Linked DNA regions of Homo sapiens: regions 2 and 3 are each linked to region 1. A link is an interaction called in ENCODE POLR2A ChIA-PET data of the cell type or tissue named here. Cell type or tissue: PC-9. All regions are shown on one strand.

What was found. ChIA-PET counts read pairs that join two places held together with the same protein. Peaks named below come from ENCODE experiments on the same cell type or tissue, not always from the same donor. Only the 100,000 strongest peaks of a DNase experiment are listed, where the experiment ranks them.
Region 2: POLR2A ChIA-PET joins it to region 1 with 9 read pairs; 1 of 35 experiments calls an interaction of 5 or more read pairs at or near these places.
Region 3: POLR2A ChIA-PET joins it to region 1 with 27 read pairs; 1 of 35 experiments calls an interaction of 5 or more read pairs at or near these places.

The regions. Positions count from the first base shown.
Region 1 is chr1:17,559,781-17,564,780 of GRCh38, forward strand. The region is part of intron 1 of ARHGEF10L (Rho guanine nucleotide exchange factor 10 like); the gene reads left to right. Among named protein-coding and RNA genes, the nearest start is that of ARHGEF10L, 23 kb to the left of the region's middle. In PC-9, no CTCF peak of the experiment used is centred here; DNase peaks (open chromatin) are centred at 211 and 2,001; H3K27ac peaks cover 3,428 bases.
Region 2 is chr1:16,873,062-16,878,061 of GRCh38, forward strand. LINC03126 (long intergenic non-protein coding RNA 3126) reads left to right here. Exons shown (of 2, transcript NR_160658.1): 1 at 1-82; 2 at 662-1,035. It also overlaps the pseudogene LOC124903860 and the pseudogene RNU1-5P. Among named protein-coding and RNA genes, the nearest start is that of TRE-TTC3-1, 3.0 kb to the left of the region's middle. RefSeq lists enhancers at 1,590-2,153, 2,154-2,716 and a silencer at 1,990-2,148. In PC-9, no CTCF peak of the experiment used is centred here; no DNase peak of the experiment used is centred here; H3K4me3 peaks cover 653 bases.
Region 3 is chr1:15,826,758-15,831,757 of GRCh38, forward strand. It overlaps the pseudogene RPS16P1. Among named protein-coding and RNA genes, the nearest start is that of SPEN, 18 kb to the right of the region's middle. In PC-9, no CTCF peak of the experiment used is centred here; DNase peaks (open chromatin) are centred at 244 and 3,104; H3K27ac peaks cover 1,780 bases.

The DNA.
Region 1 (5,000 bases):
GGGTCAGGCTGGTGCCATTTCATTTGCAGGAGTGCTGGGGAGGGTGACTGTCCTCCTCCAGCCACACTGGGTCTGGGTGCCTGGGAGAGACTGAGGTTTCTGGTGCCTGCCCTGGGTTCAGCACTCCTGTCCCTCCACACCTCATGTTCCTGCTTGATTTGAATTCTCAGGGTTGGGTGACTCAGGCATGCCTGATGCCCTGCAAGATTTGGTTCACAAGCAGGTAAATATTAACCCACACGCATAGCTCCAAATGCAAACCTGTTTGGGCTGGCTTCTTGGGGGACAGCTAGGCTCCGAGTGTCCCCCTCTTCCCCCAGCTGATGGCCAAGGTAAGCAGGTGCCCTCCAGGGGAACGAGGTCACCTGCTTTGTGCCAGGTGATTGTACTGAATTCGCACCACTGTCCGGGGGCAGGGGCTGCTGTATCTATTTTACAGCAGAGGAGGAAACCAAGACATCAGGAGGAGGCCAGCTCGGTTTACACAGTTAATGAGAAATGGGCCTATGGCTAGAACCCAGGAGTGCCTCCCTGCAAAGTCCACACTTTCCCCACCTGGATCTCCAGCTGTCTCCTTGCTGTTAGGGTCACAAGGCAATGCTATGTGTATCAGAGGCACCTGAGGTTTGCTTTCTGGCTCCACTTTGCCTGGGCCTCAAATGCCCCTTTTGTGAAGTGGGGCCAGGCTGGTTTGGGGTCCCTGATAGGCAGGAACCAGCCCAGGACACTTGAGTGCAGTAATGGGGCCTGGGCTTGGATTTGGGAGTAACCACCTGGCCAGCCAAACAACGATCTTTTTTTTGAGACGGAGTTTCACTCTTGTTGCCCAGGCTGGAGTACAATGGCGCAATCTCGGCTCACCACAACCTCTGCCTTCTGGGTTCAATAGATTTTCCTGCTTCAGCCTCCTGAATAGCTGGGATTACAGGCATGCACCACCACACCCAGCTAATTTTGTATTTTTAGTAGAGGTGGGGTTTCTCCATGTTGGTCAGGCTGGTCTCGAACTCCTGATCTCAGGTGATCTGCCCACCTTGGCCTCCCAAAGTGCTGGGATTACAGGTGTGAGCCACTGCGCCTGGCCCTCAAGCATCTCTTGAAGACCTGCCAGGAGGCACTGTGGGGACACCCAGGGAGGAGCCACAGTTTCTGTCCTCTGGGAGCTGACACGTGAGCAAGAGTGAGAACACAGGTTTAGGGGCTCCAGGACTGGGTTTGAATCTTGGGTCTTAGTAGCTGTGTGGTCTTGGGCAGGTGCCTTTGCCTTGCTCAGCCTTTGGGGCTCCCTCCAAAGATGGGAATAACAAGCCTTACTTCAGAGTGCATTGTGAGGCTAAAGTGAGATGGTGTCTGCAAAGCTCCCAGCACGTAGTAGGTGCTCAGTAAGGTGGTTTCCCCTGCCCAGAACCTCAGATGACTGTCTTCTAAGTCTGAGAGCAACCAGTGGGCCTCAAAGGCGATTGAGGGCTGCTTCCCCTGCCCTGCACCTCCCCCCCGCCCCGTCATGCTGGCAGCCCGGGAGCAGTCTCTCACGGTTCTGTGGGCAGCTGGAGATGGGGCAGAAGCGGGCGTCAGCTCCACAGTGGGGGCACTGGGAGGTGGGGCCAGGCTTGACTGGGAGGAGAGGGAGATGCTGGCTTTTCCTTGGTCCTGCCCCCCGCAGCCTTGCAGTCAGAGGCAGCCCCAATGAGCCCTCTGCAGTTCTGAGTGCCTTCCTCTCCTGTCTCGCAGAGGGGGAGCCTCACAAACCCTGACAGCAGAAGTGACTTGCCCAGCGTCGATGGGCGCTGGTGGCAGAGCCAGGCTGACCCCCAGCCTGAGGCCCACCCGATCCCGATGCTGCACTCCTAGCTCCTTGGCGTAGGTCCCTGGGGCTGTCGGGTGCCCTGGCCTCCCTGGCCTGCCCTGGAGCCAGCTATGAAGGAATATTCTGGGGCACATGACTCACAAGGCTGGCCCTTCCACTTTTTGTTTTCCTTTCTTTTACTTTTCCCTAATACGGTCTCCTGTGGCCCTTGCTTCTCCTTTCTTGGGGCTCTGAGATGGCAGTGCCTTTTGCCCTGGAAAGCCTGTCCTGGCAGAGCTCCTGTTAGCTGTCGACCACAGCTGCTCAATCGGGAAGGTTCCAAGGGAGGCCGAGCAAAGGCATCAGAGCTGCACAGACCTGGGCCATAGCTTGGCTGACCTACTCCCTAGCTATGTGACCTTGGACAAGTCGCTTTGCCTCTCTCAGCCTCAGTTTTCAGATTCAGTTCAATCCAACCAACATTTATTGAAGACTTGTTAGTGCCCAGTATGATATTAGCCATTGCAGGTGGAGCAGCTCCCCTGGGAACCTCAAGATTGAGTCGGGGTTGGGTGTAGTGGCTCACACCTGTAATCCCAGCACTTTGGGAGGCTGAAGTGGGTGCATCACTTGATCCTAGGACTTGGAGACCAGCCTGGGCAGCATGATGAGACCCCGTCTCTACGAAAAAATACAAAAAATTGGCTGGGCGTGGTGGCGTACACCTGTAGTCCTAGCTACTCAGGAGGCTGAAGTGGGAGGATCATTTGAGCCTGGGTAGTAGAGGCTGCAGTGAACCATAATAGTGCCACTGCACTCCAGCCTGTGCAACAGAGTGAGACCTTGTCTCAAACAAACAAACAAAAAGAGTGGGGAGTCAAGTGGGGCCCTGGATATCCACCTCATAGCGTTGTGAGGATCACGTGAAATAACACATAAAGCACTGCATATGGTTCCTGGTTTTAGTAGAGTCTCAGAAATGACAGTGAGCATTCATTTATTCCTGGCTAGTGAGAGCAGTGCTGAGATTTCAGGTGAATCATTGTCACTTTGATTTCATACTTGTTAGCAGGAAAGTGCGGAGGCTGCTTCTGCTGGTACTGTGTTGATTTTTTGTATACATTGGCGAGGTGAGCTAGTCCCTGGTTGTGAGCTGAGGCTGCCATGTTCCCATGTGTGCCCAGACCTTTGAAGGAGGAAGCGCAGCCCATGTGGTGCCCTGTCCTAGGGCAGTCCACTCCTGGCCCATGCTGGGCACCCAAGAGGTGTTTGTTGAACTAATAGGAGAGGCAGTGGCAAGCTGGGGCACATCCTAGCAGTGTGATTGACGTGGGAGCCGGGGGTCTGGGAGCCACAGCAGGCGGCCATGGGACCATCTGACCAGGGCAAGAGGGGCCCTGGGATAGGAGCGGAAGTTGAGGACTGGCCTGTGCAGGAGGAGAGGCCTCATTCTGAGAAACTCGAGGATGAGGGGAGGGCTGGATGCGGGGAGGAGGCAGATTTAGACTCTTCTCCTGGGGGACGATGAATCTTCTGCCAAAGGAAGAATTTCAATATGGGGGTATGATGTGGGTCAGTGATTCGGGCTTAGAGTGGGGGGCATTTATGGAATACCCACACTGGGCCAGGCACAGGGCTAGGATCAGTAAGCTTTGTCAGAGAGCCCTTTTCTTTTTTTTTTTTTTTGAGACAGGGTCTCGTTCCATTGCCCAGGGTGGAGCGCAGTGGCGCCATCTTGGCTCACTGCACCCTCGACCTCCCAGGCTCAAGTGATCCTCCCACTTTAGCCTCCTGAGTAGCTGGGACTACAGGCGTGTACCACCATGCCTGGCTAATTTTTGTATTTTTTGTAGACATGGGGTTTCCCCATGTTGCCCGGGATGGTCTTGAACTCCTGAGCTCAAGGAATCTGCCTGTCTCGGCCTCCCAAAGTGCTGGAGTTACAGGCATGAGCCACTGTGCCCAGGCCCTTTTTCTTTTCTGTTTGTTCACTGATGTGTCCCAAGTACTCAGAACAGGACTTGGCTCATGGAGGTGCTTAATAAATGTGGGTTGAATGAATGAATGGTTGGATGAATGAATGAATATTACCTAATTGGGTCTCAGGAGTGTCATGACACCCAGTTTGCAGATGAATAAACTGAGGCTTAGGGAGGTTAAGTTGCACATTTGCTAGGTTGTGGAGCTGGGATTTGGAGTCCCCACTGTCTGACTCCAGAGCCGGTGCACAGACCCACCCATCTATTAGGATCCTCAAGGAGGAATTCTTTCTGTGGCTGACAGGTTGGATTTCAACCTCTCAAAGACCCCTCCGTCGTCTGAGAGCGTCTGATTGTGGGAAGAAACAAAATGACCCAGACAACAGCTGGGTCAGTGCTGCAAGTGACAGCAGATGGCTCCTGCCACTAACTCCTGTTCTGATCAGTGGGTGCCCTTTCAAGGAGCCAGGTTGGGAGAGAGATGGATGCTGCCAGCCCCAAGGAGGCCCTTCCAGGCTTGGTCTGACATCATCGTTATCCTCAGCCACAGAGCGGGAGGGTGCTGGCTCTGGCACAGCTGGCACATAGTGCTTGCTCTGGCCTGCACAGTGGGGCCCGTGTCTCAGGTCACCCCTGCCTGGGTGCATCTCCAGGGTGGTGGCTAGATGGCCTGGGTGAATCCCAGGTGTTCACGGGGACATGTGCCTGCCCTCAGCCCCCAGGTGGTTCTGGACCAGAATGCCCAGGAGCTTAGGGCTGGGACCCAGAGAGACTTGGAGGGGGGCTGCTTTGAGAGGCTCTGTTAGGGGCAGTGCCGCTGCAACACTTCAGGGGGGCCACTGGTCTTGGGCACTTGATCTGAGTCCCCCAAGTTCTCCTCCTGATGTGCTGTCCCACTGGGGCCCTGTCCTACTTGCTCCCATGGGTGGAGGCTTCATGGTCCCACCTGAGTGTACCCCAGCAGCACAGGAGCCCAGCTGACTGGTGGCTGGCTCGTGGCTGAGGTTTTAACCTGTAAATACTGTAGGGGCTCAAGACACAGGCTCTGCAGCCACGTGGCCTGGGTTCAAAGGCCAGCGCTCTCATTTATTGACTATGTGACCTCGAGCAATTTTCTGAACCTCTCTATGCCTCTATTTCCTAACCTGTAAAAGGGAATGAGAGTGGCCCCTGTCTCAGAGGGTTTTTAGGAGGAAATTATAGGAGCTGTAGGAGTAAAGGGCTTGGATTAGCAC
Region 2 (5,000 bases), 690 kb before region 1:
CTCACCTCCGTTGCCAGCGAAGGCGCTCGTTAGGCCTTGGGAAGAGGCGACCGGAGGCGATGCCCGCGAATTTGTTAGGGGGGTAAGCGGCGGGTGAGGTCCTCGAGGGCGGTCCCGTTTGCTGATTGAGCGGTAGACGGAGGCGATGTTCGCTGACCCAACAAGGACAGCAGGTGGAGTAGGCACAGATGGAAAACTGCTGCCGGTGCCCTAAGCAGAAGGCAGGTGGAAAAATCAGCACTAGGACGTCGAAGCGATGGTACCACAGTCAAATCCCACGACGTCTACACTCTACCAAGCACTTGCGCACGCTCCCCCTTTTCCATTCAGTACTCCCAAGAGGGGTTCGGAAGAACCCCGAGTCCATTGTAAGCTCAGGGGAGAGCGGGAGCCAGGGAGGTGAAGTGCGCAGACTCGGCAGCGGCGGCGGGCAGAACCGCGGGGGGGTGAGAGGGCGCGGTGGCTGCGGGGCGGGAGCCGCTGCTGAGAGGCGGCCTGGGTTGTCTTGTGGGGTGACTGTCGGTGGAATCTTTGGTGGAGAGTGGTTTGGAAGAATGGCGAGGGGCGGCAGTGGGGAGGGTGGTGACCCTGAGCGACCGGCCAGGGCGAGGAGGCTGTGCTGTCCCTGCAGGCCATGTGCTCATTTCCACTTACCTGGCAGGGGAGAGACCGTGGTCACGAAGGGGGTTCTCCCAGAGTGAAGCTTCTTCATCTCACTCTAGAGTTGCTGATCCCTGTGATTTCCTCCATGTGGGAAACGGTGTTTGTGCTAGAAGAGGCTGCGCTCTTTACCTGACATAACGGGGTTCAAGACTGACAACGCCTCACGCCCACCCGAAAACGTTTACATGGCTTCCTTGTCTCTTTTTTTTTCTGTCCTAAAGTCGCCTCATCTTCACATCCCCTCTTTTTTTTCTTCCACACTCGAGAGTGTCTCTCTCTCTCAGTAAAAGCTCCACCAAATATTTGAAATATCTCAACCAGAAAGACTGCAATAAATACATTATTTCATTCGTGGAAGGTACAGACCAGCTAGATTGAGAGTTGCTTGATATTTTCTGCTAAACGGTGAGGCATAGAGCACTTGGAAGGTTTCTCTTTGGGCCACTGTTTGTGTACTCTTGGGTTTCCTTCTTTTCCCCAGACAGTATGGCGCTGTGGGGCCAGGGGTAAACCCTGCTTTCCGGCTTTCTGGCTGCAGATAAAGGCCTCAGCTGGTGCAGGAATCAAAAGCAAACCAAAAGACACGTGGGTTCGCCCCAGTGGGTCCAAGATAGAGTCTGACTGTACCAGGATTCCGATTAGAACAGAGGTTGCTGCAGGCACAACGCAGACTACTAACCACTAGAGAATCCCAAGGCGCCCCACACCTACTGCCCGTCGTTTTGCTTCCCCACCCCTCTATTATTTATTTGTATATTTTTTTGAGAGACAGAATTTCGCTTTGTCGCCCAGGCTGGAGGGCAGCGGCACGATCTCGGCTCACTGCTACCTCCGCCTCTTAGGTTCAAGCGATTCTCCTGCCTCAGCCTCCTAAGTAGCTGAGACTACAAACGTGCACCACCACGCCCAGCTAATTTTTGTATTTGTGGTAGAGACGAGCTTTCACCATGTTGGCCCGGCTGGTCTCGAACTCCTGACTTCAAGTGAGTGATCCACCCACCTCGGCCTCCCAAAGTGCTGGGATTACAGGCGTGAGCCACCGCCCCTGGTCCCCCGATTTTTTTTATTAATGTAAAAACATTATGCGATTTTTACTTCTTTATTCTTGGGCAGCTACAGGTTCTTGTGATTTTCTCTCACATCTTCTCCCCATTTCCCCCTCTCCATTCTGATACATGTCCCATCTTCTCTGCATCCAGCCGGTGCCCTCTGCACGGGCATCCTGGGCTGTCCCATTGTCTAGTCCTGGTCTCCCCTGCTTCTCCCTCCTCCTTGTCACGTTTTCCCTTTTGACTCCCCTGCCTCTTTCCCGCTCCCGCCCCACCGACCCCATCTACTGAAGCCGAGTTGAGTGAAGGGAGAGCAAGCGGAACAGATGATTGCCTGAAGGCGGCGCAAAAGAACAGAAAGAGCTACCGTGAGAGCCGTCGGGGAGTTCAGCTTCCCTTGGGCCCTACTTGGCTCAGGCTGGGGTCGCAGATCCAGGCATTTCCAGAGGCACTGGCTTCTGAAGCAGGCGAGGGTGAACGCAGGGTGAAGGCCATTCGGCCGCCCTTCTGGCTTCAGAGTCACGCAATGCACGCGTTTCTAACGTGCAGCAAGACGATTAGTCGACTCAGCCTCTCCGGTTTTCTGAAGCTTTGTAGTCTGCACAGTTGTCCCGCAGAAAGCGAATGGCAACTCCTAGGGTTTAGTGATTGCTTAATCTATATAGAGATGAAAGCAAGCGATTGAGGTTGTCTCTGTGGTGCAATCGGTTAGCGCGTTCGGCTGTTAACCATAAGGTTGGTGGTTAGAGACCACCCAGGGACGTGATTTTAAATGTTGGTTGTGACCAGGCGCAGTGCCTCACGTCTATTAATCCCAACGCTTTGATAGGCTGAAGTAGGGGAAGCCTCCACGGAGCTCAGAAGTTCAAGACCAGTGAGAATCCCACCTCATTTAAAAAAAAAAAAATGCAGTTGTATCTATCTCCTCAGACCCTTCAATGTATTTAAAAGTGAAAGACTGTTCCCTTGTGTCTTGTGCATCCCATGAGGACAGACAGCAGAAGGTCCCCCTCCAAGCCTCCTAGAAAATGAGATCTCTGCAGAACAAACTAGCTTGTATGTACGGGAAACGGAAAGTATTTGAAGGAACAAACTTCAAAAATTCTGCCTTGCTTTCCACAAAAATTAACCCATCACAGTCTGCCTTCAAGTGGCATCATACCTCTTCCCATGACTCCTCCCCCTGCCTTTATGCTATTGTCATGCATTTTACTTTACACCTGTTATAAACCTTACAATCCATCTCTATTACTTTTGTTTCAAGAGTCAGATGTGTTTTTGTTTGTTTGTTTATTTTTGTTTTTTTGTTGCTGGTGGTGGTGTTTTTAAGACGAGTCTCACTCTATCGGACAGGCTGGAGTGCAGTGGCACAGTCTTGGCTCACTGCAACCTCTGCTTTCCGGGTTCAAGCGATTCTCCTGACTCAGACTCCTGAGTAGCAGAGACTACAGGCTTGGGCCACCATATCGGACTAATTTCTGAATTTTTAGTAGAGAGGAAGGTTCACCATATTGGCCAGGATGGTCTCAAACTCCTGACCTCAAGTGATCCACCTTCCTTGAATCCCAAAGTGCTGGGATTCCAGGCGTGAGCCATCGTGCCCGGCTAAACAGTCAGATGTTAAAATTATATATTTGCCTATGTACATGTCATTTCTAGTGTCTTTTTTTTTTCATCCAGATTTTCATCTGGTGTCAGTTTCCTTCTGCCTGGAGGACTCCTTTAACTTGTCTATTAGGTGTCTTAAACTTGCACTGTCATTCACTGATGCTCTGTTCATTTAAAAAAAAACTTGTTGGCCGGGTGCGGTGGCTCACGCCTGTAATGCCAGCACTTTGCGAGGCCGAGGTGGTAGATCAGGAGGTCAGGAGATCGAGACCATCCTGGCTAACACGGTGAAACCCCGTCTCTACTAAAAATACAAAAAAATTAGCTGGCTGTGGTGGCGGGCGCCTGTAGTCCCAGCTACTCAGGAGGCTGAGGCGGGAGAATGGTGTGAACCCAGGAGGCGGAGCTTGGAACCTGTCAAAAGGCATTCTTAGCCTTAAAAGAAAAGCCAGGGACATCCCTTGCCTCAGGACTCTCGAACTTAGAAAAACCTTTCACCCTCTATGTGGATGAATAACAAGGGACAGCTTCAAATGTTCTAATTCAAAGGCTGAGGAATTGCTTTGGACCAGTGGCTTATTTCTCTAAACAGCTAGACCAGGTGGCAGCTAGGTGACTAGGAAGCTTGAGATCTGTGGCTACCATCACTTTATTGTTAGAAGAAACCAGTAAGTTTACCTTGGGACAAAAATTACATGCCATACCACCCCACCCCCACCCCCTGCCACCCCATGAAGTACAGTACAGAGGGTCCTAGAGGCAAAAGTACACCAATGGCTAACAGGGAGCCAGTTACTTAAATATCAGACCCTTCTGCTTGACACCCCAGATGTTACCCTGAAAGTATCCTGATTTTGAAACCCTGCTACTCTGTTGCTGCACCTCACATCTCAAGAAACAGATCCCAAACTCATTGACTCCTGTGTGGAAACCACGGAAGAGCTCTACTCTAGAAGGCCCAACCTTGAAGACAAGCTGTTGTCTAACCCAAATGTTGAGTGGTTTAGAGATGGAAATAGCTATATTCATGAGGGAGTAAGAAAGGAAGCTTAGCCAACAAGAAGTCATTGAGGCCAAGGGTTTACCTTCTCAGACTTCTGTTCAAAAAGCAGAATTAGCTGCTCTAATTAGGGCCTTCCAACCATGAAAAGACTTAAGCTGGACACGGTGGCTCACGCCTGTAATCCCAGCACTTTGGGAGGCCAAGGTGGGTGGATCACCTGAGGTTGGGAGTTCGAGACCGGCCTAGCCAACATGGCGAAACCCCGTCTCTACTAAAAATACAAAAATTAGCCGGGTGTGGTGGGGTGCGCCTGTAATCCCAGCTACTTGGGAGGCTGGGGCATGAGAATCCCTGAGTTTGCAGTGAGCTGAGATTGCAGTGAGCTGAGATCATGCCACTGCACTCCAGCCTGGGCGACACAGCAAGACTCCGTTTCAAAAAAAGAAGAAGAAAACCAAAACCTCAAGAGTCAATGTGTTGACTGACTCTAAATATGGGTTCCTGGTGCTCCATGCTCATGCAGCCATAGGGAAGGAAAGGGGACTATCAAGAGCCAAGGGATCCCCCACACAACTTTACTCAGATCTTGGAACTTTTAGATGCTGTCCAACTCCCAAAGAAATAACAATTACTCACTGCAGGGGACACCAGAAGGGAGACACTTTTATTATTAGAGG
Region 3 (5,000 bases), 1.7 Mb before region 1:
CCGGGATTACAGGCATGAGCCATCACACCTGGCCAATTTTTGTGTTTTTTTAGTAGAGTTAGGGTTTCATCACATTGGCCAGCTGGTCTCGAACTCCTGACCTCAAGTGATATGCCTGCCTCGGCTTCCCACAGTGCTGGGATTACAGGTGTGAGCCACCCTGCCAGGCCACCTGCTCCACTTTCTTGACTTCCTGGACACCACCCTTTCCTGGTTATCCTCCGACCTAACTGGTTGTTCCTTCTCATCCTGCTTTGCAAACCTTCTTCTCAGACCTTTTAACAGTGGAGTGCTTCAGGGCTTCCTTTATCCTATTTCCTTCTATATTTATGTTAGTGATCTCATCCGGTTTGAGGCTTTTAAATGCTAGCTATATATAGGATAACTCTCTCACACACAAATATACATAATATACAAAAAGGGCATATATAAAAATATACATCTCCAGAACTTCCTCCTAAATCAAGACCCATATATCCAATAGCCCACCAGCGTCTCCCTTTGATATCTAATAAACACCTCAAATTGAACATGCCCAAACTGAACTTCTGCTCTTCCCCTGCAGAACTGCTCTATCCAGTCCTCCTTCATTACAACTCTTTTAGTTGCCCAGGTCAAAAAATGTTTTGGCTCATCCTTGCCTCCTCTTTTTATCAATCCCAGGTTCAACCTACCAGAAAGTCTGCTTGGATTTACTGTTAAAATATATCCAGGGCCCGGTGGCTCACACCTGTAATCCCAGCACTTTGGGAGGTCAGGAATTTGAGACCTGCTTGACCAACACGGTGAAACCCCATCTCTACTAAAAAATACAAAAAATTAGCCAGGCGTGGCGGCACATGCCTGTAATCACAGCTACTTGGGAGGCTGAGACAGGAGAATCGCTTGAACCCGGGAGGTGGAGGTTGCAGTGAGCCATGATGTCGCCCACACTGGGCGACAAGAGTGACACGCCATCTCAAAAAAAAAAAAATTAGCCAGGCAGTAGTAGCACACACCTGTTGTCCCAGCTACTCAGGAGGCTGAGGCACCTGGAAGGCGGAGGTTGCAGTGAGCCGAGATTGCACTACTGCACTCCAGTCTCGGCGACAGAGTGAGACCCTGTTTCAAACAAACAAACAAACAAAAAAAACGGCCAGGCGCGGTGGCTCATGCCTGTAATCCCTGTACTTTGGGAGGCTGAGACAGGCAGATCACGTGAGGTCAGGAGTTCGAGACCAGCCTGGCCAATATGGTGAAACCCCGTCTCTACTAAAAATACAAAAATTAGCTAGGCGTGGTGGTAGATGCCTGTAATCCCAGCTACTTGGGAGTCTGGGGCAGAATAGCTTGAACCTGGGAGGCGGAGGTTGCAGTGAGCCGAGATCGCACCACTGCACTCCAGCCTGGGCGACAGAGTGTGACTCCGTCTCAAACAAAAAAACAAAACAAAACAAACAAAAAAACACACTCACTCTAGTCCACGCCCGCAGCCATGCCGACCAAGGGCCCGCTGCAGTCGGTGCAGGTCTTCGGACGCAAGAAGACAGCCACAGCTGTGGCGCACTGCAAACGCGGCAATGGTCTCATCAAGGTGAACGGGTGGCCCCTGGAGATGATTGAGCTGCGCATGCTACAATACAAGCTGCTGGAGCCAGTTCTGCTTCTCGGCAAGGAGCGGTTTGCTGGTGTGGACATCTGTGTCCGTATGAAGGGTGGTGGTCACGTGGCCCAGATTTATGCTATCCATCAGTCCATCTCCAAAGCCCTGGTGGCCTACTACCAGAAATATGTGGATGAGGCTTCCAAGAAGGAGATCAAAGACATCCTCATCCAGTATGACCAGACCCTGCTGGTAGCTGATCCTCGTTGCCGGGAGTCCAAAAAGTTTGGAGGCCCTGGTGCCCATGCTCGCTACCAGAAATCCTACCGATAAGCCCATCATGACTATCAAAATTCACCTGTATAATAAACAGTTTTTGAGGGATTTTAAAGTTAAAAAACAAAACAAAACAAAAAACACAAAAATTAGCCAGGTGTGGTGGCATGTGCCTGTAATCCTAGTTACCCAGGAGGCTGAAGCAGGAGAATCGCTGGAACCCAGGAGGCAGAGGCTGCAGTGAGCCGAGATCATGCCACTGCACTCCAGCCTGGGTGACAGAGCAAGACTCCATCTGAAAAAAAAAAATCTCTCTCTCTCTCTATATGTATCTCCAGGATATATTTTGGTCATTAAAGCCACCCTCCCCTTCACTTGGATTACTGATATGGCCGATTCATTTGGCTCCTGCTTCTACCCTGGGCCTCTTTTTTTTTTTTTTTTTTTTTTGAGACGGACTTTCGCTCTGTTGCCCAGGCTGGAGTGCAATGGCGCAATCTCGGCTCATCGCAAGCTCTGCCTCCAGGGTTCACCCATTCTCCCACCTCAGCCTCCGGAGTAGCTGGGACTACAGGCCCCCTCCACCACGCCCGGCTAATTTTGTTTTTGTATTTTTAGTAGAGACGGGGTTTCACCCTGTTAGCCAGGAGGGTCTCGATCTCCTGACCTCGTGATCCGCCCACCTCGGCCTCTCAAAGTGTTGGTATTACAGGGCCCAGGGCCTCTTATTTTCAATACTTTGGGCAATCCTTCTAAAACCTGTCATATCATTAAAAGCCATAAAAACCTATTACAGTTTACCAGGTTCTACAGATCTGCCCCACACACTCCTCTGACTCTTTGACATTCATCCTATACCCCCGTCTTGACCATTCTATTTTTTTTGAGACAGGGTCTCACTGTCACCCAGGCTGGAGTGCAGTGGCTCAATCAAGGCTCACTGCAGCCTCGACTCACTTCCCAGGCTCAGGCAATTCTCCCACCCAAGTAGTTGGGACCACAGGTGCACGCCACCATGCCTGGATAACTTTTATATTTTTTGTAGAGACGAGGTTTCACCATGTTCCCAGGTGGGAGTGCAGTGGTGCAATCATAGCTCACTGTAACCTCAAACTCCCAGGCACAAGCAATCCTCCTGCCTCAGCATCCCAAGTAGCTGGGACTAAAGGCGCACAACACCACGCCCAGGTAATTGTAACATGCTGTAGAGACCAGTCTCGCTATGTTGCACAGGTTGACCTGGAACTCCTAGCCTCAAGCAATCTTCTCACCTCTGCCTCCCAAAGTGCTGGGATTACAGGCATGAGCCACCACGCCCAGCTATGACCATCCTATTTCAACCACACTGATTTCCTTCCTCTATTTCATATGTGCCAGTCATGCTTGCTCCTCCCTGAAGGTGTTTTCATTTACGATTCCCTTTGCAGTCTCTTCCCTAGATATCCACGATTTGCTCCCTTAGCTCCTGCAAATCTTCATTCATAAATTATCTCTTTGTTGGGGCGCCATGTCACACACCTGTAATCCTAGCACTTTGGGGAGATGAAGCGGGAAGATAACTTGAGCCAAAGAGTTAGAGGCTGCAGTGAACTAGCATTACACCACTGCATTTCAGTCTGGGTGACGGCGAGACCCTTTCTCTAAAAAAGTACAAATAAAAGTAAAACCATCTCCTTCTTGAGGCCTATCCTAACCACCTCATTTAAAATTGCAAGACTTGCTTCATCTCTATTATCCTTCACTGTATTTTCACTATAGCACTTGCCACTTTTATTATTTAATTTCCTTATTGTCTGTCTCCCTTCTCCTCCACCAGGGGTAAGCTCCATGAGAACAGGGATCTTTGCTTTGTTTTTATTCAGTGATGTACCTAAACACCGGTGACAGGCTCTGGCACATTGTTTGATGCTCAAAAATTGTTAAACAAGTAAATTAAAATCCTGAGTTTTCAGAGTCTTTTTGATATATTGTCTAACTAGGCCACTATACCATGATGCCAACATGATAAATCTACAGGTTTCATATAATCTGCACACTTGTCAGGATAGAATTTTGCTTTGGGGATGACCATTTTGTACTCTGGCAGGACAAACAAATGTTGGATGTCTCAGGGGCTTTGTTTACTTTTATAGATGTGTTTCTATTTTTCTTCTTCTTTTGAGACGGCGTCTCGCTCTGTCGCCCAGGCTGGAGTGCAGTGGCATCATCTTGGTTCACTGCAATCTCCGCCCTCCCTGGTTCAAGCGATTCTCCTGCCTCAGCCTCCGGGACTATAGGCGCGTGCCAGCACGCCTGACTAATTTTTATGTTTTTTAGTAGAGACGGGGTTTCACCATGTTGGTCAGACTGGTCTGGATTTCCTGACTTCGTGATCTGCCCGCCTCGGCCTCCCAAAGTGCCGGGATTACAGGCATGTGCCAGCGTGCCTGGCCATGTTTCTATTTTTCTAAGTATACTGTTGCTGCAAGGATTTGTTCCTTGAACTCCAATACTTCTGAAGTACAGGGAAGCATTTTATAACCAACTCTCTGAACGTTTTGCCTCAAAGGAGAAAAAATTATTACACCGTGTGGGAGTGCTAACTGCAGCCAAAAATATTTTGAAGGACTTCCCATATTACTAAAGTCTCTAAAGAACCTCATTTATCTTTACTAGGAAAAAGTTATTGCTGTTTTAAATTCTCTTCTATTCCAGAATTTGCCTTGAGAAGCTGTTCTTTCCTTGAACAATGGATTAAAAAAAAAAAAAAAAAGAACAAATCCAAAGGCATGGGCAAAAGGGGCCTAGTCCACACCATTTACTTTTTTTTTTTTTTTTTTTTTTGAGACAGAGTCTCGCTCTGTCGCCCAGGCTGGAGTGCAGTGGCACGATCTCGGCTCACTGCAAGCTCCGGCTCCCAGGTTCACGCCATTCTCCTGCCTTAGCCTCCCGAGTAGCTGGGACTACAGGCGCCCACCACCACACCCGGCTAATTTTTTTTTTTAATTTTTAGTAGAGACGGGGTTTCACCGTGTTAGCCAGGATGGTCTCGATCTCTGACCTCGAGATCTGCCTGCCTCGGCCTCCCAAAGTGCTGGGATTACAGGCGTTGAGCCACTGCACCCAGCCCAGCCCACACCATTTCTATACTGCCTTGACTGTC